Regions from separate parts of the Homo sapiens genome. Here region 1 is linked to region 2. A link is a contact called in ENCODE Hi-C or POLR2A ChIA-PET data. All regions are on one chromosome and are shown on one strand. The core of a region is the stretch at or near the end of the contact, and the rest is flanking DNA. Distances in the headings are between cores, read along the strand shown.

What was found. A loop is a pair of places that touch in the nucleus more often than their neighbours do. ChIA-PET counts read pairs that join two places held with the same protein, here RNA polymerase II (POLR2A). Pooled maps may share reads with other maps.
Region 1: a loop to region 2 is called in a pooled map, with 2.6 times the contacts of the local background. The contact joins the enhancer-like site here to the promoter of NUMA1 in region 2. A Hi-C loop is called at or near these places in 1 of 37 single-sample maps with no recorded cell type and 2 of 50 pooled maps. POLR2A ChIA-PET finds 5 or more read pairs at or near these places in 1 of 52 experiments (WTC11).

Annotation. Positions count from the first base shown.
Region 1 is chr11:72,386,703-72,389,617 of GRCh38, forward strand. The region is part of intron 3 of CLPB (ClpB family mitochondrial disaggregase); the gene reads right to left. Among named protein-coding and RNA genes, the nearest start is that of CLPB, 46 kb to the right of the region's middle. Within about 2 kb of position 1,474, at least 3 of the 41 ENCODE cell types and tissues checked have a DNase peak (open chromatin) inside an H3K27ac peak, as active enhancers do.
Region 2 is chr11:72,079,210-72,081,984 of GRCh38, forward strand. It overlaps NUMA1 (nuclear mitotic apparatus protein 1), which reads right to left and starts at 1,333. Exons shown (of 27, transcript NM_006185.4): 1 at 1,249-1,333. It overlaps LRTOMT (leucine rich transmembrane and O-methyltransferase domain containing), which reads left to right and starts at 1,641. Exons shown (of 9, transcript NM_001145310.4): 1 at 1,641-1,676. It overlaps LRRC51 (leucine rich repeat containing 51), which reads left to right and starts at 1,641. Exons shown (of 6, transcript NM_145309.6): 1 at 1,641-1,676. RefSeq lists enhancers at 744-1,699, 1,419-1,688, 1,700-2,654.

The sequences.
Region 1 (2,915 bases), core at 224-2,723, 310 kb after region 2:
CTCACCTTACCTAAAATAACTTTTAAAATTACCTTCAAAGGTAATTTATCCAGAATATGAATTAAGATTTCAAAGAGAAATGAGAAGGGTCTCTAAGCAGCTAAAATCTATGTCTAAAACTCATATGTTTAATTCATAGAAGTCTGTTGGGTTCTCATTTGGAGACTATTTACTCTCAGTTTATACACAATTTGGATTAAGATTGGCATTAGTCAGTCTTCCTATTTCCCAGAACGTTTAAAGCTAAGAGGGTACAAAAAGGCAGATACAGATAGGCAAACTAACTGAAAGCACTGCAAAACAATGTCTGATAGAGAAGTAGTATGGCACAGAAATTAAGAAAACTGGCTGTAAAATCTGGGATGATCAGAGCATCAGAATGAATAATGACAGTAATGTATTATAACCCATTAATTATATATAATTATAACCCACTGAGTAAAATAAGATTCTCCATTGAAGTCCACACTGAAAATTAATAAGTAAATGGAGAGAAGGGAAAGTTCTGTCTTACTATAGAATGAAAACTAATAATTGTAGAAGGAAGGATGAAATTAGAAAACCACCATTTTGTGGCCTCATAATAATTATTAGGATAATAAGAGTAGCTCATCTGGTTGTGTTAATACACATAAAGTAGCTTAGAACAGTGTCTTGACACATAACAACTGCTCAATGAATGTTAGTTATTATTACTATGTACCTGACCCTGTGGCTGGACTAAGGAAAGTCAGGAGACATACCAATTAAGACATCTAAATTGGGAAGACAGCATGGCATTTTATAACAAGCACAGAGAGACCTGTGTTCAAATCAAAGCTCTATCATTTACTGATTGTGTGTTCTTGGACCAGTGACTACACCTCTGGGCCTTCATTTCCTTACCAGAATAATGGAGATAATGATGGCTGCCGTGCAGGTTATAAGTACGTAAAACTCCATAGTGCCTGACACATTAAAAAAAAAAAAGCTCCACAAATCTAAGCTCTTTACCCTCTGTTTGTATAATCTCAGCAATAATCACATGAATCTGGGCTGTGATGGGCACCAGATCTATACCTGACCACCCTAGCACTCATGCTGGAATAGTCCTGCGTTAAGAAGGCAGCTCTTCTATATTCTGCACAAGTTGATGTGTGTTAAAATCCAAGTGTCGATCTAAACTCAAAGGGACGTAATTTGGTTAATCCTCAGCTGCTGTGTCCAATCACCATTCAATCACACCCCCTCCCATGGCAGGCTGTCCCTCCAGGCAGCTAGCGTCACTAACTGTGCTACCTGGGCCTCTCCAGGTTCATGAGTATTGATTTCATCTGTCCAATTTGCAGGCTGTAGGACGTGTCCAAGCAACCACGTATGTTGCCCTTGGTCCCAGAGGGCAGACAGTGGTCTAGCAGGGTGGGGAGAAGAGAGTGACTAGGATCGACCCTGGGGCTGCTAACCCAATCAAAGGGAATAAGCAATTCACTTCACAAACTTGGAGGCCAAAGAGGGTAAGCATCCAAGACAGTGACTCATCCTGAAACCTCAGAGAAGATTCCCTTCCCCTTTTTTTTTTTTTTTTTTGAGACAGAATCTCGCTTTGTCGCCCAGGCTGGAGTGCACTGGCGCAATCTCGGCTCACTGCCAGCTCCGCCTCCCGGGTTCACACCATTCTCCTGCCTCAGCCTCCTGAGTAGCTGGGACTACAGGCACCTGCCACCATGCCCGGCTAATTTTTTTGCATTTTTAGTACAGCCGGGGTTTCACCGTGTTAGCCAGGATGGTCTCGATCTCCTGACCTCGTGATCCGCCCGCTTCAGCCTCCCAAAGTGCTAGGATTACAGGTGTGAACCACCATACCCGGCCCTCCCTTCACTTTTAATAATACTCAAAAGGCAGCAGCACCACTGTGGGGTATAGACAGGGCTAAAGAAACCATGGCTGCTCAGTAACCAACAGTGGCGTCAAACACCTTGACATATGGCCAGTAGGTTTTTTGTTCAACAGCCTTCATGTACTTATAAAGTATCTAACCAAGAGCTCCAAACGGGTCAGGCCCTTCTTGGAGAAGCCAGCCCAGATCGGGCTAGAGGGCTACAAGAGTATGATTCACCACTAGCTTTGATCACCAAAAGAACCTCACTGAAACTATAGCATATAGCATATAGCAGGGCAGAAACACGGTAGAAGGCTAGCCAGGTTAGAGAAATCTAAGGCAAGGATGGTGAAAACGGGCTCAGCAGTAGGCCAACACCAGGGAGTGCCAAGAAGTTCACAATCAAAATAAAATTAAGGGCCACACACCAGGCAGCAAAGGTGTACATGAGGTCAGAGGTCAAGAACTAGAGGGTGAGGTAGAACAGATTATAAACCAAGTGAGTAGCCAGAAACCAAGGATTACACTGGTACCAGAAGTCAAGGCAAGGCAAAAGCAGCAGCATCCAGGAGCAGCAGTAAGGAGACAATGGAAATGGAATTATTTCTGCCTCTTTTATTTTCTGCTGAAGCAGAAAGAAATCCCCAACTCAAAACAGTATTTGGGAGAAGGTGACTTACATGGGGAGATGATGGTGAGTCAGCCCACCTGGCTGATATACAGAACACAGAGTGAGCAATAAGAACCAAATCTGATGGCACAGAGGAAGGTAGGCACTGCTACTGGAGCTGATCCATTAAAGGACAATAGGACAGTAGCAACTTCTCCTTTGTTCTGATGCTGGCATACTGGCTGCCATGTTGTAGGTGTGGGTTTCACTATTACTGTCTTAAATTTGAGTAGCTGGTACCACATGGGCTGTGGTATAAGGCTAGGTCTTCACGGTCTTAACAGTTGGATTAAAGGAGGCAGAGTAAAACAGGCCACTCAATTATGTTTTTCTATATCAGGACACATCTCCACTCAAAGGAATTACTCCACAGGCACTCACTGGGCA
Region 2 (2,775 bases), core at 83-2,582:
TTATCTAGAAGGGCAGACAAACACGCAGACTTTTAAAATACCAGATGGCAGGCCGGGCGTGATGGCTCACGCCTGTAATCCCAAGCACTTTGGGAAGCCGAGGCGGGCGGATCACGAGGTCAAGAGTTCAAGACCGGCCTGGCCAAGATGGTGAAACCCTGTGTCTACTAAAAATACAAAAGTTAGCCGGGTGTGGTAGCGGGCGCCTGTAATCCCAGCTACTCGGGAGGCTGAGGCAGGGAACTGTTTGAACCCGGGTGGCAGAGGTTGCAGTGAGCCGAGATCGCGCCACTGCACTCCGGCCTGGGCGATAGGGCGAGACTCCGTCTCAAAAAAAAAAAAAAATGACAAGTGCTAACTCAGAGGTAAGCAAAAGAGAGTACCCAGAGGCGGCAGCATCAACCCAGTGGGCTCCCGCCCACCCACAATCTTCACACAGTCACACCACTTATAGTCATAAATTTGTACTCTCCGAGGTGCGTGTATGAAACATGTTATCTGTGAGAGTCCATGGATGAAAAACAAAAACAAACAAAAATTAAAAAAAAAAAAAAAAAAGACTTAACCTGTTTTGACCAGGACAACCACCCCAGGAAGTAGGTAAGGCAGGTAAGGTCATTGTTTACATATATGAAAAGTGAGGCTCAAAATACACTGACCAGTCCAAGACAACGCGCGCCCCCACAAAGCACCTTCCCCGTCCCCATTTATGCCCAACCCATAAACCCAAAGTAGAGCCAACCTCGCACTGGCTACGTAACCCGGGCCAAGCTAAACATTATAAACCTCAGGCTCCCCATCTTTAAAGTATAACAGGTGGTTAGAAGATTAAAAAGATAAACATTTGGCAGGTCATTGTGGACGGTGTAGCTCAGAAAATGCTGACTACTGCACTACCATAACTACTGCTATTGTTAACGATAAAAGGCAAAGACTTTCCAGGACCCGACCCCTCGCTTACAAGCCTTTCGGGAACTTGCCCTATACCCCCGACCCCAGTCACCTTCAGATTTAATTCCACAGACACGCCCCCAAACAGACCCTCCCCTTTAAGGCACCCCCCCCCCCCCCGGCTCCTCCCTCTCAGGCGCCTCTCCTCACAAACCTTACCCCCATAGATTCTGCCCTTTCGGACTCGGTTATGGAGGAGGCCTTCCGCTCGCAGCGGCCTCTCCAGCACCCCTTTTAGGCCTGAGCACCCGCAGGGGTGCCCAGGCCGCACGCCAAACGCGGGCCCGCGCCGGTTACCTGGCTGCGCGCTCCCGCTCTGCCTCGCGATTCTCCGGAATCGTACCTCTTCGTGGGCTCGCGCCAGCGCTGTGAGCGCACAATTAGTTTAAACTATGGCCCCGCCCCCTCGCGCTGCCCTCTGATTGGCCTCTGTCGGCGGGGCCCGCTTAAGGACCCGGGAAAAGGAAGTTTGAGGGCCACTGGGAAAGAGAAGGGGTATCACCGCTTCCGGACCCCGGCCTGTACTTGAAGGCAAAGAGAACTACAAATCCCAGCGTCACCCGCGGCCTTGAAGCCCCGCCCCTGACAAACTGAAGGTCCCGGTAAGCATCGCGTCAGTACTTATGGCGCCTGCCGGGTTGTGGTGACGAAAGCAGTTGCCATGGAGTTGCTCTGAGTAACCCTGAGGCAGTGGGACGCCAAGACTGGAGAGGAAGCGACTGCGGGTGAGTCGGGCGGGAAAACAGGAAACCCGTTCTAGGGGACAAGAGATCTATGGAGAAGGGAGGGGCACTCACAGAACGACTAAGAACCTTCCTGCTCGGGGATCTGAGATTTCCCCCACCGACCCTCATCACCTTTCACAGCGAACAAGATACAACACTCACATGGGACAGACTGGGCGAGGGGGAGCAGAGGGAGGGATAGGCGTTGAGATATATATCCATACAGATTTGGGGATGCTTAAGAACCACCCCCAGGGCCGGGAGCGGTGGCTCACGCCTGTAATCCCAACACTGGGAGACCAAGGCGGGCGGACCACTTAAGGCCAGGAGTTCGAGACCAGCCTGAGAAACATGGCGAACCCTGTCTCTACCAAAAACATAAAAAAATTAGCCGGGCTTGGTGGCGCGCTCCAGTGGCCCCAGCTACTAGGGAGGCTGAGGTAGAAGGATCGCTTGAGCCCGGAGATTGAAGCTGCAGTGAGCCGTGATCACGCAACTACACTCCAGCCTGGGCTATAGAGCGATACCTCCATCTCAAAACAAAACAAAACGAAACAAAACAAAAACAAAACAAAACAACGAACCCCGCCCCCAACGCAAACATAAAGCTCCCAAAATCGGATGCTTCAAGTTCCAGGCATAACCTGGGAGATCAGAAACGCCCTCAGAAATGGGGTTGGTTTTCCTCTGAGGAACTGAGACCCTCTTCCAAGACATGCGGTTAGCATTAGATTGAGTAAATCGCAGTCGCTACCCTAATTCTAGAGATGTAGGAAACTTCCTGGGGCGTGAAGTGCCTCATTCCTTCTTCTTCCAAGGAGTAAAACCCCTTCTCAATCTGTCCCCAGATTCCCTTTTCTCCCCACACCTTCTCCGTGGTCCGCTACTCAAAGCTCTACAGTTAGAGCTTCATTTTTTTTAGTACTCACGACAGATCTATTACATTTAGTAACCTACCCAGTGCTTTCACAGTCTCTCTTTTGATACTCTTAACAGCTCTGTGAGTCAAGGATATTTATCTTCATTTCACAGATTGGAAAACTGAAACCCAGAGAAAAGGGACTTGCCCAAGGCCACACACCAAATTAGTGACAGAGCT